Regions from separate parts of the Homo sapiens genome. Here region 2 is linked to region 1. A link is an interaction called in ENCODE POLR2A ChIA-PET data of the cell type or tissue named here. Cell type or tissue: OCI-LY7. All regions are shown on one strand. Each heading gives the region's core, and the rest is flanking DNA. Links, peaks and the distances in the headings are about the cores only.

The links. ChIA-PET counts read pairs that join two places held together with the same protein. Peaks named below come from ENCODE experiments on the same cell type or tissue, not always from the same donor. Only the 100,000 strongest peaks of a DNase experiment are listed, where the experiment ranks them.
Region 2: POLR2A ChIA-PET joins it to region 1 with 6 read pairs; 14 of 35 experiments call an interaction of 5 or more read pairs at or near these places.

What each region holds. Positions count from the first base shown.
Region 1 is chr20:32,311,884-32,327,473 of GRCh38, forward strand. It overlaps KIF3B (kinesin family member 3B), which reads left to right. Exons shown (of 9, transcript NM_004798.4): 3 at 4,335-4,436; 4 at 4,644-4,766; 5 at 4,873-4,991; 6 at 14,888-15,001. Among named protein-coding and RNA genes, the nearest start is that of ASXL1, 39 kb to the right of the region's middle. RefSeq lists an enhancer at 14,445-15,590. In OCI-LY7, for the core only: no CTCF peak of the experiment used is centred there; no DNase peak of the experiment used is centred there.
Region 2 is chr20:32,360,454-32,376,043 of GRCh38, forward strand. ASXL1 (ASXL transcriptional regulator 1) reads left to right here. Exons shown (of 13, transcript NM_015338.6): 2 at 5,931-6,013; 3 at 7,274-7,276; 4 at 8,562-8,670. Among named protein-coding and RNA genes, the nearest start is that of ASXL1, 9.9 kb to the left of the region's middle. RefSeq lists an enhancer at 8,787-8,896. In OCI-LY7, for the core only: no CTCF peak of the experiment used is centred there; a DNase peak (open chromatin) is centred at 8,718; H3K4me3 peaks cover 3,012 bases; H3K27ac peaks cover 3,229 bases.

The DNA of each region.
Region 1 (15,590 bases), core at 241-5,240:
CGTCTGCCATCCGGGTTCAAGTGATTCTCTTGTCTCAGCCTCCAGAGTACCTGGGATTACAGGTGCCTGCCACCACGCCCGGCTAAGTTTTGTATTTTTAGTAGAGATGGGGTTTCACTATGTTGGCCTGGCTGGTCTCGAACTCCTGACCTCAGGTAATCTGCCTGTCTCAGCCTCCCCAAGTGCTGGGATTACAGACGTGAGCCACCGTGTCCGGCTTTTTTTTTTCTTTCTTTCTTTTTTTTTTTTGAGACAGGATCTTGCTCTGTCAACCCTGGAGTGCAGTGGCCCAATCACTGCAGCCTTGACCTCCTAGGCTCAAAGGATCCTCCCACCTCAGCCTCCCAAGTAGCTAGGACTACAGGCACGCAACTTTGCCTGGCTAAATTTTTTAAATTTTTTGTAGAGACATGGTCTCACTATGTTGTTCAGGCTGGTCTCAAACTCCTGGGCTCGAATGATTCTCCCACCTCCCCCTCCCAAAGTGCTGGGATTACAGGCGTGAGCCACTGCACCCAGCTGATACCTATATCTTTAGTAGCTCCTTGCGTTTCCCTCCCCAACAGATAACCATCATCCTGAATTCGGTGTTTATTGTTTCCTTGCTTTTCCTTATAGTTTTACTTTCTACATGTATATTTCTAAAGAAAACATGGTTTCGTTTTCATATAATTTTTTGCTTTTATGTAAATGGAATCCCACTCATGCCATTTGCTTTTATTTTTGCAACATTACGTTCATGAGATTTATCCATGTTGATGCCTGAAGCTGTGGTTCACTCATTATTACTGTTCCAAGTATTCCATGGTATTCCATTCTCCTGGTGTATGGGTTGTTTCCAGTTTCTGCTGTGAATGCTCTTGTGCTTGGCTTCAGGAGAACATGGACGTGCAAGATTGTCTTGTTTGGCACTGTTAGGTCTTAGGGTATTTGCAGCTTCAACTTCTCTAGACAAGGACAAGTTGTTTTCTAAAGTGGTTGTGCAGATTGAAACACCTCGCAGCAGGGTATCAGTTCTGGATGCCCCGCATCCTTACCAGCACTTGTGATGATCAGACTAACATTTGCATATAGTATAGCCTCTCAGTGCAGTTTCAGTATGCAGTACCCTGATTACACAAGATAAGGAACACTTCCATCACCCCCAAAATGTCCTCATGCTACTTTCTTATAGTCAGCCTCCTCTCCCAACCCCTGTGTGCTAATATATTTCTTTACATCCATTCCATTTTCCACCCAATGGCTAGTTAGCATTCTGGAGTGCTGAGGCTCCCATTGTTTTGAGCCTTCTTTCTGGTGGCAATGCACTATGCCTGCAGTTGCCTGGACTCTGAGCTTCCACTGGGCTTTAATGGCAGAGGAGAGTGCAAAGGTAGACTTGGAAGGCTGAGGATGGCCACTGGCTAACCACAAGGCAGAATTCCTTGGAAATGTTCAGTTCTGTTTTATTGAATTCATGCAAACTTTGATTTCTATCCTAAAATGTCTCCATGTTTATAAATTTTAAAATTACAAGTTATCTTTGCCTCCCTCCTACCCCTACTGTATGAAGCTGTACTGTTTTTTTGTTTGTTTGTTTTAATCAGTGGCTTCATAGTAGCCCTTTCACAGAGCTGGGTGCTATTTTACTTCAGAGGCAGGGTTTTAAAACCTTGAAAGTCCCTTCTAGCACTTTTAAGACCTGATGTGAAAATGGAGTCGTATACAACACAATTAGGAGGTAACTTTGTTCCAGGGAGGGGTTCTGAGATGCCATTATGTCAAAGCACTTCATGCCTTCTCACTGCTGCACAGTAAGCGCGACTGGCTGTGCCCATATTTTGTTTTGTTTTGTTTTGTTTTGAGAAAGGGTCTCACTCTGTCACCCAGGTTGGAGTGCAGTGGCGTGATCTTGGCTCACTGCAGCCTTGACCTCCCAGGCTCAAGCAATCTTCCCACCTCAGCCTTCGAGTATCTGGGACTACAGGTGTGCACTGCCATGCCCAGCTAATTTTGTTGATTTTCTGTAAAGACAAGGTCTCACTATGTTGCCTAGGCTGGTCTTGAACTCCTAGACTCAAGCAATCCTTCCACCTTAGTCTCCCAAAGTGTCAGGATTACAGGCGTGAGCCACCGCACCCTTATGTCCGGCCTGGGTATGCCCATATTTGACTTGCATACTGTCTTTTAGGATCAGATCTGTTATTCAAGGCCAGGAGCACCTAGATTCTCTAAACAACCCCTCAGAGAAAGTTGAACTCTCAGAGGCTGAGTCTGCAAGATTCAGCATCATCTTAAGGTCACTGCATCTCTTAGACATTTTGACTATGGAGAATGACATTATTTCTGTCTTTCTCAATCCCTGGATGCTGTGAAATCATAAAAGAATGTTAGAGGCTGGGCGCGGTGGCTCACGCCTGTAATCCCAACACTTTGGGAGGCCCAGGCAGGTGGATCCCTTGAGGTCAGGAGTTCAAGGCCAGCCTGGCCAACATGGTGAAACCCTGTCTCTACTAAGAATACAAAAATTAGCTGGGTGTGGTGGCATGCACCTGTAGTTCCAGCTACTTGGGAGGCTGAGGCACGAGAATTGCTTGAACCTGGGAGGCAGAGGTTGCAGTGAGCCAAGATCATGCCACTGCACTCCAGCCTGGGCGACAAAGCGAGACTCCATCTAAAAAAAAAAAAAAGAATGTTAGAGTGGTTAGGTATTGTTAGGTATGTATGTGGAGTTTAGCAATCTAGTCCAGCCCCTTCATTCGAGAGGTGAGGAAACAGGCTCAGAGGACTCACTGAAAGATGGCAGCAGAGCTCCAGTGAGGTTTATAAGTTTCTTAAAAGTTGTGCAGTTTTGGGGTCCCATACTTTTTAGGTCAAAATCATTCTCATGGCTTCAGCCCCTATCAAAATGCTGAAGGCTCCCAATCTGTATATCTAGCCTAGCACTGTCTCCTGCCATCCAGGCCCATTGTATGTCTAGCCTAGCACTGTCTCCTGCCATCCAGGCCCAATAACCTTCTGCCCACTGGGATGCTCACAGCCACTCAGAGCCTGCTCTTGCCTTCCTTATCTCAGGGAAGCCAGACCCCTGGGAGTTATCCTTGCCAGCAGCCACTCCCTCTCACTTACAGCCAGGCCGTCCCAAAGCCTTTGGATCCTGCCTCATCAGGGTCTCTTGGACTCATCTACTCTGCCCTCCCCAACTAGGGAGGAGGCCTAGCCCAGGCCTAGACCCCTGCAGTGGCTTCCTGTCATGTCTCCCTCCATCCTGCCAGTCCTTTGCCATGCTTCCCATTGCAGGGGAGTAATGTTTCTAAAACACACATCTGATTGTGTAGCCTCATGCTCAAAAGAATATGTCAGTGGTTCCCCGAACTTCTCAGGATCAAGAAGTTTAGTCTCCTTGACAGGGATTTAGGTCAACTTCATCACTTCCCACCTTCCCCTCACAAAACAATCTTTTTTTCTTACCTAATTCCTATTTTTTAACTTCAGCTGTCTGTGTATCTGGCCCTGCAGACAGAAAGCTTTCTCTGACTCCCTCTAAAAGTCTGAATTCTCTGACTGGGCGCTGTGCTCATGCCTATAATCCCAGCAGTTTGAGAGGCCAAGGCAGAGGATCTCTTGAGGCCAGGAATTCAAGACCAGCCCAGACAACATAGCAAGATTTCACCTCTACAATCAATCAGTCAATCAACCAATCAGCCAAGTGTGGTGGTGTACACCTGTAGTCCCAGCTGCTTGGGAGGCTGAGGTGGGAGGATTGCTTGAACTAAGGAGGTCAAGGCTGCAGTGAGCTGTGATCGTGCCACCGCATTCCAGCTTGGGTGACAGAACTAGACCCTGTCTTTAAAAAATTTTAAAAAATCCCCACAGAGTCTGAATTCTATCCCATCAGTGTGCCTCTCCCATGAATTACTGTGTCCTTTCCTCATGATGGCATCTGGCGCCATATGGTTAAAGCCTGCTTGCTTGTCTGTTTTCCTCAGTGGACTCGGAGCTTTGTGATTCACACTCACATTGCATCCCCAGGACCTAACATAAAGGGTCTGCTTAATATGTTCTAAGTGGGGTTAATACTTTGTAGAAACAAGCAAAAAAAAAAAATTTGTTAAAGCTGAAATTCATGTATCTGAAGAAACTGTATCTTCAGTGTTACCAAGAAGCCTCTAGTGAAGCTGCCCCAGTCCCTCACCAGTGATGGATGGGCACAGCTGAGCACAGTGTATTTTTTCCCAGAGTTTGTCCCTTTTGGCTCAGTCCTGAGCTCTTTATCTTTCACAGGCTCCCCTGTGAGGAATTATGTTCTGAGAGAAACCGTTCATGAGATGGATTCTACTTTGTTTCTCACTCAGGCCATGGAGAGTAAGTTGCTTGTTGGAGGAAAAAATATAGTAGATCATACGAATGAACAGCAGAAAATCCTGGAGCAGAAACGACAGGAAATTGCAGAGCAGGTAACTTTTCATTCTTTTTCAGGGAGAATGGGTGAGGTAAGGTGTGTTTATGCTGCAGAGCAAACGTCTCATATTAGACTCTCTTCAAAGAGAATGAGAGCAAGGTGTGTCTGCCTCATCCTAGCTGGAGACTCTGATCCTAGCTTGGGGAACCCAGCATAGACACAGTCTCTAGGGCAAGCTGATGAATTTTGTCATGTTGCTCAGAAACGTCGAGAAAGAGAAATCCAGCAACAGATGGAAAGTCGAGATGAGGAGACCTTGGAACTTAAAGAGACATACAGCTCATTGCAGCAAGAGGTGGACATCAAGACCAAAAAACTCAAAAAGGTATGAAAGGAATGAGGCCAGATGGAGTTGCCTTGAGACTTGGGGAAAGGGAGAACTCTACCCTTTGGACAGACACCCTCCTCACCTGCCTCTCCCCTCATTCCAGCTCTTCTCCAAGCTTCAGGCAGTGAAGGCTGAGATCCATGACCTCCAAGAAGAACACATCAAGGAGCGCCAAGAGCTAGAGCAGACTCAGAATGAGCTCACCAGGGAGCTGAAACTCAAGTAAGTGCCAGGCCTTCCATAGTGCCCCCAAGCCACTTGCTGAGTCATTGATCTCGTTTGTTTAGTTAGAAACAGCCCTGGCTGGGCTTGGTGGCCTACGCCTGTAATCCCAGTGTTTTGGGAAGCGGAGGCGGGCAGATCACCTGATGTCAGGAGTTCGAGACCAGCCTGACCAACATGGTGAAACCCCGTCTCTACTAAGAAATACAAAAATTAGCTGGGCGTGGTGGTGCATGCCTGTAGTCCTAGCTACTTGGGAGGCTGAGATAGGAGAATCGCTTGAACCCGGGAAGTGGAGATTGCGGTGAGTTGATATCGTGCCACTGCACTCCAGCCTGGGCGACGGAGTGAGAAAAAAACACAAAAAAAGAAATAGCCCTGAGGACAGGTCCTTCTCCAGCTCATCTCCTGCCACCCCATGTTCTGTTCATTCCTGAAAAAGTCACTTTCCATCTCTGGATCCCATCTGTTAACTGAATGACTTCATCAGGTGATCTCCAAGTTCCCTTCTAACCCTACCTTCTCGAAGCTTTTAAAGATTCTGGTCTTACATCTGTCTGATGATAAGAGGGAATATTTTATTAACTTGACTTTTTATTGTGACAATTTTCTGAATGGTATAATAAATACCCAAGTACCCATCACCCAGATTCAAGGATTAACAAGCTTTTGCCATCTATCTTTCACAAAAATATTTTAAAGCAAATCTTAACCTCATGTTATCTCACTCCTACATACTTATATATATATATATATGATCACAGTGGTTTTTTTTTTTTTTGAGACAGAGTTTTGCTCTATCACCCAGGCTGGAGTGCAGTGGCACAATCACAGTTCACAGCAGCCTGTAACTTGTGGGCTCAAACAGTCCTCCCACCTTAGCCTCCCGGGTAGCTGGAACTACAGGTGTGTGCCACTATGCCCAGCTAATTTTTAAAAAAAATTTTATAGAGATAGAGTCTCTCTATGTTACCTAAGCTGATCTCAAACTCCTAGGCTCAAGCAATCCTCCTGTTTCAGCCTCCCAAAGTGCTGGGATTATAGGTGTGAGCCACCACACCCAGCCCACAATACTGTTTTTAAAAAAGCTTAATTGAGACATACTTCACATACCATACAATTCACATATTTAAAGTGTACAAATCAGTCCGGGCATGGTGGCTCATGCCTGTAATCCCAGCATTTGGGAGGCCGAGGCAGGTGGATCACCTGAGGCCAGGAGTTCAAGACCAGCCTGGCCAACATGGTGAAACCCCGTCTCTACTAAAAATCCAAAAATTAGCTGGGTGTGATGGCGTGTACCTGTAATCCCAGTTACTCAGGAGGCTGAGGCAGGAGAATCTCTTGAACCTGGGAGGCGGAGGTTGCAGTGAGCTGAGATCACACCACTTTACTCAAGCCTGGGTGACACAGCGAGATTCTTGTCTCAAAAAAAAAAAAATTAAAAAATGATAAAGTATACAAATCAGTGTTTTTTTAAAAGCATATATATGCATAGGGCTATAAAACCACCACTACAATCTAATTTTAGAACATTTTTATTACTCTCCTCTAAAAGAAACTCTACCAGTTAGTAGTCACTCCTCATTACCCCCTTTCCCAACCCGAAGTAATCACTAATCTGCTTCCTGTCTCTATGGCTTTGCCTATTCTGGCCATCTCATATAAATGGAATCACACACTGTGTGGCCTTTTTGGCCTGGTGTCTTTTGCTTAGCATGACGCTTTCAAGGATCGTCCATGCCGTAGCATGGATCAACAGATATCTGGTAGTCCCAACATCAATTGTTCTTTATTATGACTGAATAATATTGCACTGTATGAATAGGACACATATTTATTTATTTTTCAGTTTATATACATTCCGATTATTTCTAGTCTTTGGCTATTATGGATAATACTTCTATAAGCATTCATGTATAAGGTTTTGTATGGATGTGTGTTTTCATTTCTCTGGGATACATTCATAGGAGTGGAATTGCTGGGTCATATGGTAACTCAGTGTTTAACTTTTTGAGAGAATGCCAAACTGTTTGCCACAGTGGCTGCACTATTTTACATTTCTACCACCAATTTCTCCACATCTTCTTTTTTTTTTTTTTCTTTGAGACAGTCTCGTTCTGCCACCCAGGCTGGTGTGCAGAGGTGCAGTCTCAGCACACTGCAACCTCCACCTCCTGGGCTCAAGCGATCCTCCCACCTCAACCTCTGGAATAGCTGGGACTATAGCGGCATGCCACCCTACTTGGCTAATTTTTGTGTTTTTTGTAGAGATGGGGTTTCACCATGTTGCCTAGGCTGGTCTCAAACTCCTGGGCTCAAGCAGTCTGCCCGACTTAGCCTCCCAAAGTGCTAGGATTACAAGTGTGAGCCACCATGCCCGGCCTCTCCACATCCTTGTCGACACTTGTTATTTCCTGTCTCTTTTATCATAGACATCCTAACGAGTGTGAAATGGTACTTCATTATAGTTTTGATTTGCATATTTCTCTGATGACTAATGATGTTGAGCATCCTTTCACGGGCTTATTGGCCATTTGTATGTCTTTGGAGAAATATCTATACAAATCCTTTACCCCATTTTAAAATGGGGTTGTTTCATATATATATATATGTATATATTTCGTATATATATGAAATATATATATTTCATACACACACACACACACATATGTGTATATATATAGTTTTTTTTTGTTTTGTTTTTGTTTTTTTTTTTTTTTTTTTTGGAGTTGGAGTCTCGCTCTGTCATCCAGGCTGGAATGCAATGGCGTGAACTTGACTCATTGCAACCTCTGCCTCCTGGGTTCAAGCGATTCTCATGCCTCAGCCTCCCGAATAGCTGGGAATACAGGCACCCGCCACCATGCCCGGCTGATTTTTGTATTTTTAGTAGAGATGGGGTGTCACCATGTTGCCCAGGCTGGTCTTGAACTCCTAACCTCAGGTGATCCACCTGCCTTGGCATCCCAAAGTGCTTGGATTACAGGCATGAGCCACCATGTCCAGCCAATAATTAAGTTTTAAGAGTTTTTTTTGAGACAGAGTCTGGGTCTGTCACCCAGGCTGGAGTGCAATGGCATGATCTTAGCTCACTGCAGCCTCTGCCTCCTGGGTTCAAGTGATTGTCCTGCTTCAGCCTCCCGAGTAGCTGGGACTATAGGCATGTGCCACCATGCCCAGCTAATTTTTGTATTTTTAGTAGAGACGGGGTTTTACCATCTTGGCCAGGCTGGTCTGGAACTCCTGACCTCAGGTGATCCACCCGCCTCAGCCTCCCAAAATGCTAGGATTACAGGCGTGAGCCACTGTGCCCGGCTGAGTTTTAAGAGTTCTTTATATTAATATATTATGAATACCACTTTCTCATGAGATTCATGATTTGAAGATGCTTTCTGTTATTCTGAGTTGTTTTTAAACTTTCTTGATGGTATTACTTATAGCACAAAAGATTTCCGTTGTGATATAGCCCAATTTAATTGTATTTTCTTTTGTTTATTTTACTTTTGGTATTGTATCTAGATTTGCCTTTTCTGGACCTTTCATATAAGTTTATAAATGAAATAATGTTGGAATAATGTGGCCTTTTGTGACTGCTTTCTTCATATGTGTGTGTGTGTGTGTGTGCATGTGTGTGTTTTGTTAGTTTTTTTTTTTTTTTAGAGATAAGGCCTTCTTCTGTCAATCAGACTGGAGTGCAGTGGTGCCATCATAGCTCACAGCCTTGACCTCTTGGGTTCAAGTAATCTTCCTGCTTGAGCCTCCTGAGTTGCTAGGACTTCAGTTGCATGCTAGCACACCTGGCTAATTTTTTAAAATTTTTTCATAAGGATGGGTCTTGCTGTGTTGCCAAAGCTAGTATAGTGTTTTCAACAGTCTTCCATGTTGTAGCATGTATCAATACTTTATTCATTTTTTATGACCAAATAATATTCTGTTGTATAAATATACCACATTTTATTTATCCATTCATTATTTGATGGACATTTGGGTTATTTCTACTTTTGGGTGTTATGAATAATGCTGCTGTGAACATTCATATTCAAGTTTCTTTTGTGGACGCATGTTTCATTCTCTTAGATCCTCTAAGAGGCTTATAGTGTTAGGTCTTACATTTAGGTCTATGATCCATTTGAGTTAATTTCTGTGTATGGTATGAGGTAGGGTTTCAAGTACAGTGTTTTGGATGCAGATATCTAGTTGTTCCAGCACCATTTGTTGAAAGGGCTTTTCTCTCCCATTTCATTGTCTTGGCATACTTATTGAAAGTCAGGGCCGGGCGCTGTGGCTCATGCCTGTAATCCCAGCATTTGGGAGGCCGAGGTGGGTGGATCACCTGAGGTCAGGAGTTCGAGATCACCCTGGCCAATATGGTGAAACCCTGTCTCTACTAGAAATACAAAAATTAGCCAGGTGTGGTGGTGCACACCTGTAGTCCCAGCTACTCAGGAGGCTGAGGCAGAGGAATCCCTTGAACCTGGGAGGTGTAGGTTGCAGTGAGCTGAGATCATGCCACTGTACTCCAGCCTGGGCAACAGAGCAAGACTCTGTCTCAAAAAAAAAAAAAAGAAAGTCAGTTGACCGTAATTAAGCATTTATTTATTTATTTCTGGACTTTCAATACTGTTCCATTGTTCTATATATCTATCCTCATGCTAGTACCATTCTGTCTTAATTACTATAGCTTTGTTAGTTTTGAAATCAGGAAGTGTGAGTCCTCCAGCCTTGTTCTTTTTCAGGAGTGTTTTGACTGTTCAGGGTCCCTTGCATTTCCATATTCAAACATACTTTGTTTTACTGCACTCTGCTTTGTTATAATTCACAGATATTACATTTTCTACAAATTGAAGGTTTGTGGAAACCCTGCATAAAGCAAGTCTGTTGGCACCATTTTTTCAACAGCATATGCTCTCTTCATGTCTCTGTGTAAGCATTTATTAGCAATAAAGTATTCTTAAAGTCTATACTTTTTGTAGACAAAATGGTATTATACATTTAATAGACTACAGTATAGTGTAAGCATAACTTTTATATGCACTGGGAAACCAAAAAATTGTGTTACTTGCTTTATTGTGATACTTACTTTATTGGAGTAGTCTGGAACCAAACCCACAGTATCTCTGAGGTATGCCTCTACATTTTAAGGTCAGCTTGTCAATTTCTGCAAACAAAGCCAGCTGGGATTTTGATATTGATCACATTGAATCTGTAGATCAATTTGGGCAATATTGTAATCTTAACAGTATTAAGTATTCAGATCCATGAACATGAGATGTCTTTCCATTTATTTATTATTTCTTTAATTTTTCTCGAGAATGTTTTGTAGTTTTCAGTGTATAATTCTTACACTTTTGTTAAATTTATACCTAAGGGTTTTTTGGGTGCTATGGTATATGACATTGTTTTCTTAATTTTATTTTTGGAATATTAATTACTAGTATATAAAAATACTGGCTGGGCATGGTGGCTCACACGTGTAATCCCAGCACTTTGAGAGGCCCAGGTGGACGGATCACCTGAAGTCAGGAGTTTGAGACCAGCCCGGCCAACATGGTGAAACCCTGTCTCTACAAAAATACAGAAATTAGCCAGGCGTGGTGGCGGGTGTCTATAATCCCAGCTACTTGGGAGGCTGAGGCAAGAGAATCGCTTGAACCCTGGAGGCGGAGGTTGCAGTGAGCCGAGATTGCGCCATTGCACTCCAGCCTGGGCGACAGAGCGAGAATCCGTCTCAAAAAAAAAATTTTATATATTTATATATATTTATATATATATTTTTATATATTTATATATATATTTATATATTTATATATATTTATATATATTTATATATTTATATATATTTATATTTATTTATTTATATATATTTATTTATATATATATTTATATATATTTATATATATATTTATATATATTTATATATATATTTATATATATTTATATATATTTATATGTATATTTTTATATATTTATATATATTTATATATACATATTCATATATATTTTTATATATTTATATACATATTCATATATATTTTTATATATTTATATATACATATTTATATATATACATATTTATATATATACATATTTATATATATACACATATTTATATATACATATATTTATATTTATATATATTTATATTTATATATTTATATATTTATATTTATATATATTTATATTTATATATATTTATATATTTATATATATTTATATTTATATATTTATATATATTTATATATTTATATTTATATATTTACATATATTTATATATTTATATTTATATATTTATATTTATATATTTATATATATTTATATTTATATATAATTGATTTTTGTCTACACAATGATATTTTTATACCTAAAAAAATTAAGTTTCTTAGTATTTTCTAGTACCCAATCCACATTCAGATTTTCTTGGTTTGCTCGTTTTAAGATCTACATATTAGGACTACATGTTACATTTGGTTATTAAGTCTCTTAGACTTATTTTAATCTGAGGCAATTCTTTTTATTTTTTATTTTATTTATTTGTTTATTTGAGACAGAGTCTCACTTTGTCGCCAGACTGGAGTGCAGTGGCGCGGTCTCGGCTCACTGCAAACTCTGCCTCCCAGGTTCAAGTGATTCTCCTGCCTCGGCCTCCCAGGTAGCTGGGACTACTCGAGTAGTGAGCCACCACGCCCAGCCAATTCTTTTTATTTTTAAAAATATTTTTCAGCCGAGCATGGTGGCTCGTACCTGTAATCCCAGCACTTTGGGAGGCTGAGGCAGGTGGATCATGAGGTCAGGAGTTCAAGACCAGCCTGGCCAAGATGGTGAAACCCCCATCTCTACTAAAAATACAAGAATTAGCTGGGTGTGGTGGCGGGCGCCTGTAATCTCAACTACTCGGGAGGCTGAGGCAGGAAAATTGCTTGAACCTGGAAGGCGGAGGTTGCAGTGAGCCAAGATTGTGCCACTGCACTCCAGCTGGGGCAACAAGAGCGAAACTCCATCTCAAAAAGTATATATATACATATTTTTCATAGTTGACTTGTTGAAAAGACTGAATCAGATAGCCTGTAGAAATATCCCACATTGTAGGCGGGAGTGGTGGCATGTGCCTGTAGTTCCAGCTACTTGGGAAGCTGAGGCAGGAGGATTGCTTGAGCCCAGGAGTTCAAGGCTGCAGTGAGCCAAGATTATGCCACTGCATTCCAGTCTGGGTGACCGAGTGAGACACCAACTCAAAAGAAAAAAAAAAAAGAAGAAATATACTACATTCTGGATTTGTTGGTCTCTTTCTTCATGGTGTCAATTAACTTGTATCTCTATCCCCTTTATTTAGCTCTAACTGAAAGCTATCTCTGAAGCACGGGTTCCCAACCTTGGCTACAAACTGAGAAGTTTTAAAAATTAATGATGTCTGAGCCCCACCTCAGAGATTCTGATTTAATTGGTCTAGGGCAGTAGTCCTTAAACTTTAGCAGGCATCAGAATTACCTGAAGGGATTGTTAAACACAGATTGCTGGGTATCACACCCGGAGTCTGATTCAGAAAGGCTGGGGCAGGGCCTGAGAATGTTCATTTCTAGTAGGTTCCAGGTATTGCTTCTGCTGGTTTGGTGAATGCACTTTGAGAACTCTTGGTCTCTCATGAGGTCTGGGCAAGATATTTTTCAAAACTCTGTAGGTAACGTTAATGTGCAGCCTGGCCTGAGAAATGTGGAGCTAATAGTTTCAGCCAACAGATGATCTTTGTCTGGATCCATTATTTCATTAGTGGGGTTACAAAATGACCATGCCTGGCCAAAGAAGAAGTTTTCAAAGGGATTCTTTTAATGATCAAATTTTAAATTTGGAAAAGAGCCCTTAAAATTAAATGTAGGCAAGGTGCGGTGGCTCATGCCTATAATCCCAGCACTTTTGGAGGCTGAGGTGGGCAAATTGCCTGAGCTCAGGAGCTCAAGACCAGCCTGGGCAACATGGTGAAACCCTGTCTCTACTAAAAATACAAAAAAATTAGCTGGGCATGGAGACATGTGTCTATAGTCTCAGCTACTCCGGGGGCTGAGGCACGAGAATCGCTTGAACCTGGGAGACGAAGGTTGCAGTGGGCTGAGATTGCGCCACTTTACTCCAGCCTGGGCGACAAAGTGAGACTCTGTCTCCAGAAAAACTAATTAATTAATTAAATGTGTGTGTCGGTCAGTCCTCTTTGCAGGTATGTACATCTAGAAAAAGATCAGGACAAAATATACCAACATAATAATAATAGTTATCTCTGGATAGTGAAATTGTGGGTGATTATGTTTTTTACATTTTCTTTTTGTTGTTGTTGTTGTTTGAGACAGAGTATTGCTCTGTCACCCGGATTGGAGTGCGGTGGCACGATCTTGGCTCACTGCAACCTCTGCCTCCCAGGTTCAAGTGAATTTCATGCCTCAGCCTCCCAAGTAGCTGGGATTACAGGTGCAGGTCAACCACGCACGGCTAATTTTTATATTTTTAGTAGAGACAGGGTTTTGCCATGTTTATCAGGCTGGTCTCGAACTCCTGACCTCAGGTGATCCACCCACCTCGGCCTCCCGAAGCACTGAGATTACAGGTGTGAGCCACTGGGCCTGGCCTGTTTTTTACATTTTCTAATGAATAAATAGAATCATTGTAACCAGAAGAAAGCCAAATATGTGTTATAAAAAATAGTTTCTGAAATGTCAAAGAGAAAATTTTAGCTCCCCAAAATATTTTTTTTTCTAAGGAGTCTATTTTCATTATTATCTCTCTCTCTCTCTCTTTTTTTTTTTTTTTTTTTTTTTTTTTTTTGAGACAGAGTTTTGCTCTTTGGCCCAGGCCAGAGTGCAGTGGTGTGATCTCGGCTCACTGCAACCTCTGCCCTCTGGGTTCAAGTGATTCTCCTGTCTCAGCCTCCTGAGTAGCTGGGATTATAGGTGCCTACTACCACACACAGCTAATTTTTGTATTTTTAGTAGAGACAGAGTTTCGCCATGTTGGCCAGGCTGTTCTCGAACTCCTGACCTCAGGCAATCCACTGGCTCGGCCTCCCAAAGTGTTAGGATTACAGACATGAGCCACCGTGCCTGGCCTATATCTCTTTTTATATCTTTTGAGTAAACAGTGAGTCAGCCTCTTTCTCACAGTACCCTATACCTCTGTGCTGTTTGCTTTGTGTCCCTTCCATGTTCATTTCCTTTTGGCATTGTTTTGTCCTGAGGCTTTAGAAGAGTAAAGGCAGAGATATAATGGGAGACAGTCATCACCATAGAGAGACACCACCAGTGGGTTCCAGTTTCCTTGTTTGATGTGTTTCCTGGGCACTTGTCAGACAGAGACTGTTAGTAGGAATGGTCTTCATTCTCAGGGGCTGAAATCCACTTAGTCCTGCTTTTTATCCTGGTCAGTTAGAATGGGAAATTTTCCAGCTTGGACAACGAGCCATGGGATTGGAGTAAGGCAGTTTAATTTCTTCTGTTTTTGGCATTTTGGAAGTTAATGACCTTGGTTATCAGCACCAGTGGCCCTCTGAAAGATACTTCAGGTAGCAAATGTTCACTCCAATATAGCCCAGGGGTCACCTCCCTCTTGAGCCTGTTCACATCCTGCCCCTTCCCAGGCAGAAGTGACCTCTCCATATTTCTAAGACAGACCACTGTCAGTACCTATTATACCTAACAGGGCTGCACCATTACCCTTTGTTTCAGGCAGGAGCCAGATGTCATTTGTGTCTGTATCTCAGCTCTTTGTATGATGTTAGGCCCATCGTACTTGCTGAGTAAATGTTTGCTATGTGCCTTGACTCTTACCTGATTACTCACCATGCATGAGACCAGATAGCTGACACTTCATATGTATTCTGTATCTGTTTTCACCTGTTATGTGTGCTCTTACAGGCATCTTATTATAGAAAACTTTATCCCTCTGGAAGAAAAAAGTAAAATTATGAATAGAGCCTTCTTTGATGAAGAGGAAGATCATTGGAAACTACATCCTATAACCAGACTGGAGTAAGTCACTATTAACTTCAAGTATATTTTCAAGTATGAGGGAGGAAAAGAATGTTGATAACAAGAGCCCTCTGGTCAACAAAGGGGTTTGATAAGAACACAGTTTGGCTTATTTAAACTCAAAACCCACTGCATTACTGATTTTCTAGCTGCCATAGATCCACCAGGTAAAAGTTTGATCATGAGTGTGGTTTTAGGAATTGGGAGACTTTGTCACTAGTGAGTGAGCAAGTGACCTTTCCAAAGTTCCTGCATTTCTGTTTCTCCAGCTGTGAAGTGAAGTATGCTAGGTCACGTAAGGGGCAATTCAGAGCTGTTATCTTTGTGTGTCATTCTGACCCACAGTGTTGAGAAGGATTCTCATGCTAAGTCTGGGTGCTGCTGGAAAGATGGGAGACACCTGGCAGGGATGCAGAGGTGGGGGGTGTTGACAGCTATGCTTTGTGAATGCTGTCTAAGAACTGGGTGATGATTAAAAATCTCTTCTGGCTTAAAAGATGCATGATGCTCTGAATCAGAAAGCAACTCAAGCAGAAAACAGAAGCATTTCCCGTCCCACTTACGTCAGCCTGCAGTCCAGGGAGTTACT
Region 2 (15,590 bases), core at 5,969-10,968, 54 kb after region 1:
AGAGCTCTCGTTCTCCTCCTCGACAATGAGTTTTGTGTGTTCATTGACATTCTCCTTGGCGTTCCTGTTATGCGGGTGTTTATGACCCTGGGCACCCAAGGAAATTTGCTTGCCAGAGTTTTACTTGTTAGAGGTAGGTGAAAGTACTTTTAAGTCTTGTGTTATTTATGTCTTGACAGAATTATGAAATCTGTTTGTCTCAAAGTTCTGTTGGCTCTTACTAGTTGACTTTAGGAATTTGGGGTCCACTGTTAAGTCTCTTTAGATTCTCGAATTTACCGTGGTCTGAACTTCAACATCGAGGTTGCTATTTCTGTTTTATCATTGACTCAACTTCAAGCCAGGTTATCAGGGTAAGTTATTCCTCTTTTTCTTCTAAGGCTCTTCATTAAAAATAGTAATATGAATAGGAATTACTTTGTTTGTTTGTTTTTCGTTTGTTTGCCACCACACCCGGCTAATTTTTTATTTTTAGTAAAGATGGGGTTTTTCCATGCTGGTCAGGCTGGTCTCGAACTCGTGACCTTAGGTTATCCGCCCACCTTGGCCTCCCAAAGTGCTGGGATTACAGGCGTGAGCCACCGCGCCCAGCCTATGAGTAGGAATTACTTTGTGGTGCTGTTATACATGTGAAAAAGGATTTGCGAGACTTTGGGAGTCTGAGGTGGAATAATCACTTGAGGCTAGGAATTCGAGATGAGCCTGGGCAACATAGACCCGGTCTCTACAACAACAGCAACAAAATGAGCTGGGCATGGTGGTACACACCTGTGGTCCTAGCTACTCAGGAGGCTGAGGATAGCTTAGGCCGAGGAGTTGGAGGCTGCAGTGCCCAATGATTGATTGTACCACTGCACTCCAGCCTGGGTGATAGAGGGAGACCCTGACTCTAAAAAAATAATGAGGCTGGGCGCTGTGGCTCACGCCTGTAATCCCAGCACTTTGGGACGCCGAGGTGGGTGGATCACAGGGTCAGGAGTTCTAGACCAGCTTGGCCAACAAGGTAAAACCCAGTCTCTACTAAAAATACAAAAATTAGCCGGGTGTGGTGGTGCACGCCTGTAATCCCAGCTACTGAGGGGGCTGAGACAGGAGAATCACTTGAACTTGGGAGGTGGAGGTTGCAGAGAGCCAAGGCCATGCCACTGTCCAGCCTGGGTGACAGAGCAAGACTCGTCTCAAAAAAAAAAAAAAAAGAAAAAAAGAAAAAGGACTTGTTGAGAATGTGATATGCAATTTGAGTATCTTGTGTGTGTTTTTTGTTTTAGAATTTTCCATTTCTTTGAATGGGACTGGATGGTAGGTGAGGGGGAACTTTTTAAGAGTCCCAGGCCGGGCACGGTGGCTCACGCCTGTAATCCCAGCTCTTTGGGAGGCCGAGGCAGACGGATCACCTGAGGCCAGAAGTTCGAGACCAGCCTGGCCAACATGGTGAAACCCCGTCTCTACTAAAAATACAAAAATTAGCCAGGCATGGTGATGGTGCATGCCTGTAACCTCAGCTACTCGGGAGGCTGAGGCAGGAGAATCACTTGAACTCGGGAGGTGGAGGTTGCAGTGAACCCAGATCACACCACTGCACTCCAGCGGCGACAGTGAGACTCTGTCTCAAAAACAAAACAAAAGAAAAAACCAGTCCTCTTAATGTTTAAAAAAAGTTGCTGTAACACTGTACTGGAGAATTTGTGAGAGCGTACACTGGACTGAGAGAAACTTGACTAGGAGGGAACGTAGGACAGTTGATTAGAACACCTGAACACTTCTCTTTGGGCAGGTGAATTTGGAGTGCTTGCAATGGCAATTGTATGCACTTCCATGGGAACGCTTTCAGATTGCTCCTGACCCCACTCAGATTGGTGACTAGAGTGTTACTGGGAATCCTTTTAAAAATTGTTTTTGTAGGCTGTGCGCGGTGGCTCACGCCTGTAATCCCAGCACTTTGGGAGGCCGAGGCGGGCGGATCACGAGGTCAGGAGATCGAGACCATCCTGGCTAACACGGTGAAACCCCATCTCTACTAAAAATACAAAAAATTAGCCAGGCGTGGTGGCGAGTGCCTGTAGTCCCAGCTACTCGGGAGGCTGAGGCCGGAGAATGGCGTGAACGCGGGAGGCGGAGCTTGCAGTGAGCCGAGATCGAGCTACTGCACTCCATCCAGCCTGGGCGACAGAGCAAGACTCTGTCTCAAAAACAAACAAACAAAACAACAACAACAAAAAAACCTTTCGTAGAGGAAAGAAGATTCTTAAGAATTTCAGTATAGTGTACCCCAGGAGATTGATTTTTGCAGATGTTAATTATGCTGTTGAAAAATAGTCTTTCTTTCACACATTTTGTAGTATTGTCTTTTCTAGGTGTAAGAAGTAGACCTTATGTGGTTGAGTGGATATAAATCCTCCAACTTGTTATAAACAGTTTGTTTGGGAGAAATAGCCAAGGGGATTTCCCTTTAAATCGAGGACGCTAAATGGATTCTCCCTGGCTTCGAGAAACTCTTTGTTGTATGCTTTATCTTTTACTTTGATTCATGACTGACCAGTTCTTACATCAAACATTTTTTTCCCCTTTGAAGTAAGAGAAGAGATACTTAAAAAAAAAAATGTAGTCTAGAAAGAGACTAGGAATAGAACACTGCTGACTTGTTCTTATACCAAGAGCTGGAGGCATAAACAGTTTTAATAAAAAAGAATACTTTGTATCTTTTGATGTAACTTCCCTTTAGAGATTCTGTTTCCCCTGTCTTAAATTCTCAGGCTATTTCTGATTGCTGTTTAAATAATTGGTAGTTACTATTTGAGTCATGCTTCTTAAAAAAAAAAGATATAAAAATTCGCCAGCTCAGCTTTCATTTAATTAGTATCAAAGAAATGTTATCTGTGGCAGTGAACATTAGTAGCTTGTTCCAGGGTTTATTGTAGGTTTGTTCAAGTCAGTACTGCCCATCTTGGCACTTAGGTTCTTGGAATACAGAGGTGGATAAGGTTTGCCCCTCAGGGCTTATGGTCTTCTGGGGATGAAGAAGGTCCAGACGCAGGAACAGAATTTTACTACAGTCATGATACGTGTTATCATAGTTGTATAAATCATAAACAGATATCCCAGTTGCTGCCTCTTGTCTAGTCATAGTTTCTCCTTTCACTCTCAACTGTCCTGGTTTGGAAGATAATTGTATGTGTTATGAAACAATGGGAACATTGAAAAGAGACATTTACCTCTGCCTGGCAGAGATCAGGGAAGGCTTCCTGGAGGAAGGTGCTTTCTGAGCTGAATCTTGAAGGGTAACTAGGAGTTAGGCCAATCACAGAGGGCATAAGCAGGAGCTGGTGACAACACATAGCAGGAGAGAAAGAGTCAGAGTGGGTGAGAGGGAGTGTGTGTATTTGCAACGTGTGGGAATTAGGTATATCTACAAATTATTGGAACATAAAGTTTGTAGAGTGTCACTGTGGATGGGTAGAGAGGCAGAGACCAGATTGTGAGGGTTCCATATGCCAGGCCAGTGAGCACCTACTCTGTGCCAGACATTGTAGGCATTACTTACATTGTCTCTAATCTGTCCAACAACTCGAGAGGAAGACATCAGTATCCTTCAAAAGAGAACCTAGGTTCAGGTTGGGTTGTAATTGCCCCAGTTTAGAATGTAAAAATTTGAATCTAACTCTAGATCCTGTTCTTTACCGGTGGGCCAGTGGACTTTGGAAGCTTCAGCTTTTGCAGTATGTGATTAAGGAGCTGTTGAAGGATTTTATTTGCTTTCTATTATTATTATTACTATTTTTTGAGACAGGGTCTCACTCTGTCACCCTGGCTGAAGTGCAGTGGTGCCATCACAGCTCACTGCAGCTTCCACTTCCTGGGCTCAGATGATTCTCCCACCTCAGCCTCCTGTGTAGCTGGGATTACGGGCATGAGCCACCATGCCCATCTAGTTTTTTGTATTTTTTTGTAGAGACAGGGTTTCACCATGTCGCCCAGGCTGGTTTTGAACTCCTAGGCTCAAGCAATCTGCCCACCTTGGCCTCCCAAAGTGCTGGGATTACAGGTGTGACCCACTTTACCCAGCCATATATATTTTTTAAATTCTTTAAAGAGATGAGGTTTCACTGTGTTACCCAGGCTGGAGTGCAGTGGCTATACACAGGCACGATCATAGTGCACTAGAGCCTGGAGCTCCTGAGCGCAGCAAGTGACCCTCCTGCCTCAGTCTCAGCTGAGACTATAGGTGTGCACCACCGTGCCTGGCCTGTTGAAGGATTTTAGAGCTGAAAGTGATGAGGGCAGGTTTGCTTTGCTGGGTTGACCTCAGTCTATAACATGTAAGTTCTACCAGAGCAGGGATTTGGTCTTGTTTACTGTGAATCCCTAGAATTGTGTCTGGCACAAGGTACGTGTTCCATGTGTTTGTTGAATGAAGGATGACAACAGAGTCAGAATGGATTTGAGGAAAGCAGGACTGGATGGAGGGATAAATATTAAGAGGCTGTTGTGTTGGGTCAGGTAAGAGACTGGTTTTGGGACTTGGCGGACAGATGAGCGAGAAAGATGACACCTGCGTTTCTGAATTAGGTGATTATACAGGCTGTCAATCAAGGTAGGGAATACAGGAAGAAGAGTGGGTCTGGAGAAGAGGTGAATTAGAGTTGCCAATTAGATGAATTAAGAGTAGAGCTGAATTAGAGTAGATAATGAAGGGGTATAGTCAGTACACAACTGAATATTTGAATCTGAAATTTGGGGGAGAAGTCAGAGCTAGAGGTAGAGATTAGGTAGTTATCAGAATTTAGGTAGTAGCTGAAACTGAGATGATAATGTTACCCATGGAGAATGGAAAATCTGAAAAGAGAAGCAAAGAATAGGACCATGGGAAATAGGGGTTTTATTTTAGTACCTTCTCCAAACCTTGACTTTGGTGCTGAGGTCTTATGTTCTTCCATAGAGAGTACCTTCCGCAGCAGACCTATCAGACGAGATCGGGCACATTCAGGGTGGTATGGCTGTAGACAGCAGCATCGTATCAGACTTCTTTATGTTTTGCTTGTGACAGCAGTACTTGGCTATGGCAGTTAAATGGACTGTAAGATGTTAGCTTGATTTGGAGTACCCTGAGTAGCTGCACAGGTAGACAAAGTACAAAGATATTGACAGCTTTTTTCTTCCTTTAGAAGAATAACATATCTAAAACAACTCTTAAAGCAAGAGAGCTGCAGTTGCACACTAAGAAAATACTGCAATACTGCCATGACTTGGTTATAGGTGATGCTAACATAAATGGGATATTCTGTTTCTCATTGCACCAGTCATGCAGAATCATAGCATCATGTGCCAGATGGCAGAACGTACTGTGGCAGTTAACACCACAAATTAACAACACAGTGGCAGAAAGCACCGTTTAAAAATATGGGTACTTGGCCAGGCGTGGTGGCTCACTTCTATAATCCCAGCACTTTAGGAGGCTGAGGCGGGCAGATCACCTGAGGTCAGGAGTTCGAGACTAGCTCTAGTCTCTACTAAAATACAAAAATTAGTGTGTGTGTGTATATATATATACTAATCAAACTTCCTTGGGAAAGAAAATGTGAATGCATTTCTGTGTCATACATTTCTTGTGCAGCACTATATATTCTGTGGTTTAGCAGTATTAACAGCATCAAGCTGAACAGTAACCAGTGTTGCTAAGGTCTCGCATACTATACCATGTATGCTGAGAAGATATGCATCCTTAGAATTGAGAATTAGAACATTTCAGTTAATTGCAGTAACTTTTCAGTAACTAGATATATGTGTAATTTGATTTCTGAAGTAATTTTAACTGTGGAAAAACTAAGTTGTCACCAGCGGTACCTCATAGCATAACTTTAGCCCATGATATATGGATGGATGGATATAAATGGAAATTGCACACTGAAATTAGGACGTTTATATTTCTTCAGGTATTAGAAAACTACTCGGATGCTCCAATGACACCAAAACAGATTCTGCAGGTCATAGAGGCAGAAGGACTAAAGGAAATGAGGTTTGTATTGTTCTTGTTGCTTAACATGAGGGTTTCATAGGATATGTGTCTTTCTGTAGTTGTAGTGATATGAGTAAGTACACCTGTGTATGTATTTGTGCTTCTGTGTCTGGTAGTGAGATGGAACTATCCATTTCCCAAATTGTGTGTCGTCTCAGTGGAGGGTGGCAGTGGGTGAACATCCATTTGTTTTCATTTAGAGGTGCAGTGGCTTTCCCCATCTCCTTGTTCTTCCTTAAATCTTGGCATAGAGCTTGTTTTTTGTGTAAGGAGTCAGGGCACATTTTCTCTTGTGCTGTTTTGGAAGTTTCAGACCTGATAGCCTCTATTGTGCCTAACGCTACCCTTTTCTCTATGCCGTATCACTGAAGTTCTTTCTTTTAGAATAAAAGAACAGTGGTCTCATCAACATAAAAAACCACTGACTTTTTTCCCCTTACTAATTGCAGTCATATATGATGTGAATTTACTAAATTTTGAGGTGACCTTTATTTTCCAAATTTATGGTGTAGTTTTCCTGGAGAAGTAACAAGTTAGAAACATAGAATTTGCAGGCTTGAAAGCCAGGACTATCTTTCATCTTTCTTTTTCCTCATCCTAACTTCAAACTTAAAAAAAAAAAAAAAAAAAGCTGGGGGTAGTGGCCCATGCCTGTAATCCCAGCACTTTGGGAGGCCAAGGCAGGCAGATCACTTAGGTCAGGAGTTCGAGACCAGCCTGGCCAACATGGCAAAACCCCGTCTCTACTAACAATACAAAGATTAGCCGGCATGGTGACGCATGCCTGTAGCCTGTAGTTCCAGCTTGGGAGGCGGAGGCTGGAGAATCGCTTGAACTCAGGAGACGGAGGTTGCAGTGAGCCGAGATTGCACCACTGCACTCCAGCCTGGACAACAGAATAAGACTGCATCTCAAAAAACAAAACAAAACAAAAAACAAAGAAAGTACTTAAATGAGGAAAGAGGAGAGCACTACACAGTCCTTGCCTGGGACTCAGAGCAAACTTCATGTTTTTGCTAGTCAAACTTAGCTGCTTTAATTGACCTTTTAGGGTCAAAAGGCCTTCACTTTCCAGTTGTCAGTTCAAACGTTCTCAAGTTGATGTTTTGTGGGGAGGGAAGATTGAGATTGTCTACATCACATTTATTTGACTTGTACTTATCCACTGTGTAGTGTTATAATTGTGCTTTATTTTTGTTTTTATGGGCTATTTCCCATCATGCTGCTGTCTGCACTGCTGTTGGACCACTTTGCCTATAGAAGGTAAATGAGTCCCTTTGGGACATATGGAATTGAGAACCTTAACTTGTTTCTGCTTCTTGTTCTTAGAGGAATTATGAAGCAGTCATGATGGCTCATGATGAGTGAGCAGCTCTGTAATTTGTAGACAGAGGTATAATATGTAGGAGTCACAGAAGAGCTGTGCCAGCATGCTGTTCCCCTTGTAGCAGAGATGCTAGCACACCCACTTGATACTCCAGATTTTGCATAGGGTTTCTTTTAGAGATTGGTTCTTGGTGAAAAATTTTTTAGCATCCAGTGTGTTCCAAGGCAAAATAAGTAATAGTTTTTTAATGGTTTTTTTAGACTCAGAATTTATTTTTAACACTGCATAAATTAGGGCTTCTAGTTCTGAAAAATGCAAAGAGGCTTACTTAAGCTATTTATATATTTTTTAACATGCTGGGGAGAGGGAAGAGAGGGTGCACAGGTGACTCCTAGCACTAATATGCTAGTGCCAAACTCAGTTAATATTAATAATGGTCATTTGTTGATATTTTTGGTAGCTTTTCTATTTAAAGATTCAGTAAGTAGCATCCTTTGCACTGAATTGTCACGTTTTGTAACCTGCTGTTGTGGCAGGGACCATGAAACAACTTAGTATGCCATTGTTTCAGTTTATTTTTTAAGCATTACTGGGAACTAAATCCACTTGACTTACTTTTTGCATTTAGGTTTAAATAATTGTTCCTGGGTAGATACAGAATAAAACTCAATCTCCCCACTTCCAGCAGAGAAAAAACAAATGAAATACTGTTCTTTTTGTGTACTTACTAGAAAATGTTTAACTGGAAAAAAAGTTCTGCTTGTTTTATTGGCACAGCACCATTGATTCTGTGATTCTTTGTCATAGTATTCTGTGGCAGTTTCTGAGTATGATATGTAGATTGAAATATAGAGGCTAGGAAACTTTTAATAGTAAAATTTTACTAAAAATTTATTAACTTATTAAAATATAACTTGAAAAAATTGTGAGGTTTTTCTAAATTTCTTGGAAATTTGATTTATATTGTCAAAAAGCACTGAAGAAGTGTTAGTTATGGATTTCGGGTATCACATAATGTTTATTCCAGAGTTTTCTGAGTGTGATTTATGTGAATTTCATTTGGTTATTCTTTTACTATTTTCACAGTGAAATTGTCATGAGATTTTTTCTTCTGTATTTCTTGCTTAGCTTCTTCTCATTTAAGAATGAGTTGGAGGGATTAGGTCTTTAAGTAGGCAGATGGATTGTATAACCCTCATCCATTCTTTTGTGGTTTTACAGTGGGACTTCCCCTCTCGCATGCCTCAATGCTATGCTACATTCCAATTCAAGAGGAGGAGAGGGGTTGTTTTATAAACTGCCTGGCCGAATCAGCCTTTTCACGCTCAAGGTAAGTGATATGAACTCTCTTTTGGTGCAGTGATTCTTGGACTTTTAATGTGCATAAAAATCACCTGGTAGGTCTGGAATAGGGGCCATGAATTTGCATTTCTCATATGCAGTCAGGTGACACTGATGTTTTTCTTTTTTTTAGACATAGTCTCGCTGTGTCACCCAGGCTGGAGTGCAATGGGGCGAGATCTCGGCTCACTGCAATCTCTGCCTCCCATGTTCAAGTGATTCTCCCACCTCAACCTCCCAAGTAGCTGGGACTACAGGCACATGCCACCATGCTCGGCTAATTTTTTTATTTTTTTTAATAGAGACGGGGTTTCACCATGTTGGCCAGGCTGGTCTCGAAATCCTGACCTCAGGTGATCCACCTACCTCGGCCTCCCAAAGTGCTGGGATTACAGGCATGAGCCACCGCACCTGGCCAGATGCTGTTGGTTCTAAATGGCACTTTGAGGTGTTCTAATATGAATCAGATATTAGAAATTATTTAGTCATAGCAGCTCTTGTTTGTGTGTTCATCTTTTCTTGTCTATATCTTTGTAGATTGTACAAAACTGAAGCATAACTATGGGGATAATTGCAGATGTGCCTTTTTTTTTTTTTTTTTTTTTTTATTCTGAGATGGAGTCTCACTCTGTTGCCCAGGCTGGAGTGCAGTGGTGCGATCTCAGCTCATTGCACCCTCCACCTCCCAGGTTCAAGCAATTCTTCTGCCTCAGCCTCCTGAGTAGCTAAGAGTGCACTACCATGCCCAGGTAATTTTTGTATTTTTAGTAGAGACGGGGTTTCACCATGTTGGCCAGGCTCGTCTTGAACTCCTGACCTTGTGATCCGTCCGCCTTAGCCTCCCAAAGTGCTGGGATTACAGGCGTGAGCCACTGCACCTGGCCACAGATGTGCCTTAATTAGGATTTTGTTGTAGTAATGATGTGAAGGATAAATTACTGGTCAGCTAATGTAAGACCTACTCTATGGAAAATAACTGAAATGTGAACATATTTGTGGAAATTAAGTGACAGTAATTATAAAGTAAGAGTACTTAAATCAGGTAGAGTTCATAATAAAGCTTAAATAGGGCCGAAATGAACAGGCTAATTATTTTTCCACCATTTGTGATATATATGGTAATCATTTAGACCGGGGGTCTGCAAAGTTTTTCTGTAAAGGACCAGAAAATCAATGTTTTTTTGTTTTGTGGATCATACTGTCTTTGTCTTAACCACTCAGGTCTGCCATTGTAGTAGGAAAGCAGCCATACCCAAATGAATGGGCATGGCTGTGTTCCAAAAAAAAAAAAAATTTATTTACAAATGTTTGTTTTACTTACGAAAACAGGCTGCAGGCCAGATTTGATTTGGGGCTGTACTTTGTCGACCCCTGATTTAGACATAAGATGACTTGTCGACATTGGAGAAACTGAAAATTTGATGCTGACCCTTTCGTTCTTCCATAGTGGGTTATAAATTTTAGCAGTCAGTACAAACTTTTTCCTTTAAGTTTTGTTTTCTTGATGGACTGTATTCAAAATAAATACCTGAACAAATACCAACTATATAACATGAAGCCATAAAACTTGGTCTTTATATATAAATAAAGTTTATCTTGGGGTCAGATGTCTGTGCTGTTTTCTATATTTTTTTATATCCAATAGTTTGGTCTTTTTCCTTTCAGTTTTGTATGCTTTTCTTGTAATCGAGCCTTGGAAGAGACAGAGCCACTGAGCCCAAAACCTAGCTTTGTGGTCGGCTGTGGTGGCTCATGCCTGTAATCCCAGCACTTTGGGAGGCTAAGGCGGGAGGATTGCTTAAACTCAGGAGTATGAGACCTTGTCTCTATTAAAAAAAAAAAAAAAAAAAAAAAGCCTTGCGTGGTGGTGTGTGTGCTTATAGTCTTAGCTACTCAGGAGGCTGAAGCAGGAGGGTAGCTTGGAGATGGAGGCTGCAGTGAGCTGTGATCACACCACTGCTCTCCAGCCTGGGCCACATAGCAAGACCCTGTCTCAAAACAAAAACTTAGCTTTGTAACCTGGGAGGGATTTAACCCTTCTTTTTGGTGGAATATGCATCCCTGGCATTGAGTCAGTCCTTAATAAATGATAGCCTTTATGATGATCTGAGGTTTATCATTCTTAATTGCCTGTTAATGGCATTTTTCTATTAATATTATCTATTTTTTGAGATAGGGTCTTGTTCTGTCACCTGGGCTGGAGTGCAGTATCATAGTCACAGCTCACTGCAGCCTTGACCTACTAGGCTCAAGTGATCCTCCCACCTCAGCCTTCTGAGTAGCTAGGACTTCAGGCGCATACCACTATGCCTGGCTAATTTTTTGTATTTTTTGTGGAGAAGGAGTTTTGCCATGTTGCCCAGGCTGGTCTCGAGCTCCTGGGGTCAAGCGATCCACTGGCTTTGGCCTCCCAAACTGCCAGGATTACAGACGTGGGCCACTGCACCTGGCCTATTATTTTTTAATTTAATATTAATTTATATTTTTAGAAACAGGGTCTCACACTGTTGTCCACAGCTGGAGTGCAGTAGTATAATCATAGCTCACCGTAGCCTTGAACTCCTGGGCTCAAGCAGTAGTCCCACCTCAGCCTCCCGAGTAGCGTACACCATCACCCCAGCTAATTTTTAAATTTTTTCCTAGAGATGAAGTCTTGCTATGTTGGTTAAACTGGTCTCAAACTCCTGGCCTCAAGTGATCTTCCCACCACAGCTTCACAAAGCACTGGGATGGATTACAGGTGTGAGCAACCATACCTGGCCCTCTATTATCTCATATATAGCTTATTGTTACATATGCTGTAATTATATATAGTTATAATTATTTAATACATATATGTTTATTACAAATATGCCTGTTAATGGTATATTCTGTTTTTAAAAGGAAGGATAATTACTTTTTTCTATGAGTACCTTAAGGGCAGGAACTGAGTTTTATTTGTGTTTGTAATTTGGCTCTGGGCAGAATTCTTGGCATAGTACGTGCTTTATGTGTGAACTGAATTATATTTCTTCATCTTAATTTTACAGGTGTGAGCCACTGCACCAGGCCCCTTCATCTTAATTTTAATATATCTTTGAATAAACACCATTGTATGAACCTGCTGTAAGCTTGGGAGTGGTCTGTTAGTCTACAGCTTGTGTCTGAGATGTGCTAATTGAATATTTGCTCAGTACCTCATCTTAACTGCCTTTGGCTTTATGTTGCTTATCCTTCATAGTATCTTGTTCATTGGCCTTTTACATCCATAGGCATCACTTCTCTGATATTCGTTGTGCTCTTTTAATGGATTAATGGTTTGCTTGGTTGGTTCCTCTAGTTAGACTGTAAACTCCTTGAGAGCAGAGTCTGTATTTTATTAATTACCCACAGTACTAGGTACATAGTTGCCTTCAATAAATATATATTTAATGAACGAATTTAGTGAATAATGGCTACATTTTTGTACTTCGTTATTATTTATTTATTTTTTTTTTCTGAGACAGAGTCTTGCTCTGTAACCCACGCTGGAGTGCAGTGGTGTGATCTTGGCTCACTGCAACCTCCACCGCCCAGGCTGAAGTGATTCTCCTGCCTCAGCCTCCCGAGTAGCTAGGACTACAGGCGTGCACCACCATACCTGGCCAATTTTTGTATTTTTAGTAGAGATGGGATTTTACTATGTTGGCCAGGCTGGTCTTGAACTCTTGACCTCGTGATCCGTCTGCCTCGGCCTCCCAGAGTGCTGGGATTACAGGTGTGAGCCACCGCGCCCAGCCTTCATTATTCTTTTGACATTTGATGATAAATACTGTTTATGATTTTCTTTTTCTTTTTTTTTTTTTGGTAGAGACAGTCTCGCTTTGTTGCCCAGGCTGGTCTTGAACTTTTGGACTCAAGCGATCCACCCACCTCAGCCTCCCAAAGTGTTGGGTTTACATGCATGAGCCACCTCGTGTGTCCTTGTTCATAATTTTGATGGGCTGGGCGCAGTGGCTCACGCCTGTAATCCCAGCACTTTGGGAGGCCGAGGTGGGTGAATCACTTGAGGTCAGGAGTTCAAGACCAGCCTGGCCAACATGGCGAAACCCCGTCTCTACGAAAAATACAAAAATTAGCCGGGCGTGGTTGTGCACGCCTGTAATCCTAGCTACCCAAGAGGCTGAGGCAGGAGAATCACTTTAACCCGGGAGATGGAGGTTGCAGTGAGCTGAGATCGTGCCATTGCACTCCAGCCTGGGCAACAAGAGTGAAGCTCCATCTCAAGAACAGTTTTGATGAAATTGTCCCTAGATTTGCATCTGGCATCTAGCTCATATCTCAGAGCCAGAATGAAGGATGCTTACCTCTGGGTTTGGTAAATTTTAGCTTGGTTAATTATGTGTGTGCCTTAATTTTTTTGACCTATTATAAAAGCAATATACGTAAATGCAACAGAGAAAATGAAAGTAATCCATAAAATTCTACCTGTGGCCAGCTGCGATGGCTCATGCCTGTAATCCCAGCACTTTGGGAGGTTGCGGTGGGTGGATCACTTGAGGTCAGGAGTTCGAGACCAGCCTGGCCAACATGGTGAAACCCTGTCTCTACTGAAAATGCGAAAATTAGCTGGGCATGGTGGTGGGTGCCTGTAATTCCAGGTACTTGGGGAGGCTGAGGCTGGAGAATTGCTTGAACCCGGGAGGCAGAGGTTGCAGTGAGCCAAGATTGCACCACTGCACTCTAGCCTGGGTGACAGAGACTCTTAAGAAAAAGAAAAAAAAATTCAGATACCTGTAACCTAAATAATTAATATTTGAAAAAATTTCATCATTGCTTCTTTCATTCAGTTAATATATTTTGAACCACTTGCCATGGTGTTATATATAGACATGTCTTATATATGTGTATATATATGTGTGTATTTATTTATTTTTTGAGACAGAGTCTCGCTTTGTCATCCAGGCTGGAGTTCAGTGGTACAATCATGGCTCACTGCACCCTTGACTTCCTGGGCTCAAGCAATCCTTCCAGCTTCCCTAGTAGCTGGGACTACAGGCGCATGCCACCACACCCAGCTAATTTTTGTAGTTTTTGTTGAGGTGGGAATTCACTAGTCTTGAATTCCTGAGCTCAAGCAATCCTCCCATCTTGGCTTCCCAAAGTGCTGGGATTATAGGCATGAGCCACTGTGCTCACCCAGTTTTTTATTTTTAGATACAGGGTCTCGCTCTGTGGCTTAAAGCTAGATGGTGCAGTGGCACCATCATAGCTCACTACAACCTTGAGCGCCTGGGCTTAAGGAATCTTCCTGTCAGCCTCCCCAGTAGCTGGGACCACAGGCATGCACCACTGCACCTAATTAAAAAAAATTTTTTTTATAGAGATGGAGGGGGTCTCATTTTGTTCCTCAGGCTAGTCTCAAACTCCTGGCCTCAAGCAATCCTCTGCTTCAGCCTCCCGAAGTGCTGGGATTACAGGTGTGAGCCACGGTGCCCGGCCCCTTATTCTTTTTGAAGGCTGTTTTAAGAATTCCAGATTTCCAGCCATGAATGTGTGATTACTAACTAGTCTCTTGTTATATGCCTCATCAACACCACACTTCTCCCAGAAGTTGTGCAGGCATTTAGTTTATTGTTACTCAGGAATGGATGAGAAAGGATATCAAAGATCTGAACCAGCTGATTACCATCTTGGTCACTTGAGAACTCAGGTCTGTCCAATAAACACCCTAATCCAAGGTGGTGTTAAATACATATATATATATTTTTACTTTACGTTTATTTATTTTGAAAAATTTCAAACCTATAGAAAAATTGAGGCAGTACCATAGTCTTAGTCCATTTTCCATTACTTAGAATATCCAAAAGTGAGTAATTTATAAAGAAAATTAATTTATTTCTTACAGCTATGGAGGCCAAGGTCGAGGGGACATATCTGGTCAGCGTTTTGCCATGTTGGTCAGGCTGGTCTCGAACTCCTGACCTCAAGGCCTGCCTTGGCCTCCCAAAGTGCTGGGATTACAGGCATAAGCCACCGTGCCCAGCCACCTCTGAGCACTTTAGATAGTATGTCTTAAGAACAAAGACATAGCCCGGCGCAGTGGCTCACGCCTGTAATCCCAGCAGTTTGGGAGGCTGAGTCGGGCGGATCACCTTAGGTCAGGAGTTCGCGGCAAAACCCCGTTACTACTAAAAATACAAAAAATTAGCTGGGTGTGGTGGCGTGCACCTGTAATCCCAGCTACTCGGGAGGCTGAGGCTGGAGAATCACTTGAACCCAGGAGGCAGAGGCTGCAGTGAGCCGAGATGGCACCACTGCACTGTAGCCTGGGTGACAGAGCAAGACTTGGTCTCAAAAAAAAAAAAGAAAAAAAGAACAAAGACATTTTCCTATATAACCACAATGCCGTTATCACACTCAAGAAACTTAACATTGATATGATTGTGTATAATACATAGTCCATATTCAAATTTTTCTCTCATTTCAAAATTATTCTTTGTGGCCTAAAATCCTGTATCCAATCATGATATTTTTGAACAATCCAGACTAGTTGTTGTATAGAAGTAAGTAGTTTGTTTTTTTTGTTTTGTTTTGTTTTGTTTTTTGAGACAGGGCCTGGCTCCGTTGCCCAGGCTGGAGTGCAGTGGCATGATCACGGCTTACTGCAACCTCTGCCTCCTGTGCTCAAGCAATCTTGTGCCTCAGCTTCCTAAATAACTGGAATTAGAGGTGCGTGACACCACGCCTAGCTAATTTTTGTATTTTTAATAGAGATGGGGTTTTGTCATGTTGCCCAGGCTGGTCTTGAACTCCTGGACTCGAAGCAATCCTCCCACCTCAGCCTCCCAAAGTGCTGGGATTTATAGGTGTGAGCCACCAGGCCTGGCAGTTAAGTACATTTTTTAAGGACTAATAAAAATGTAGAAATCTTCGTTATTTCCGGAATCC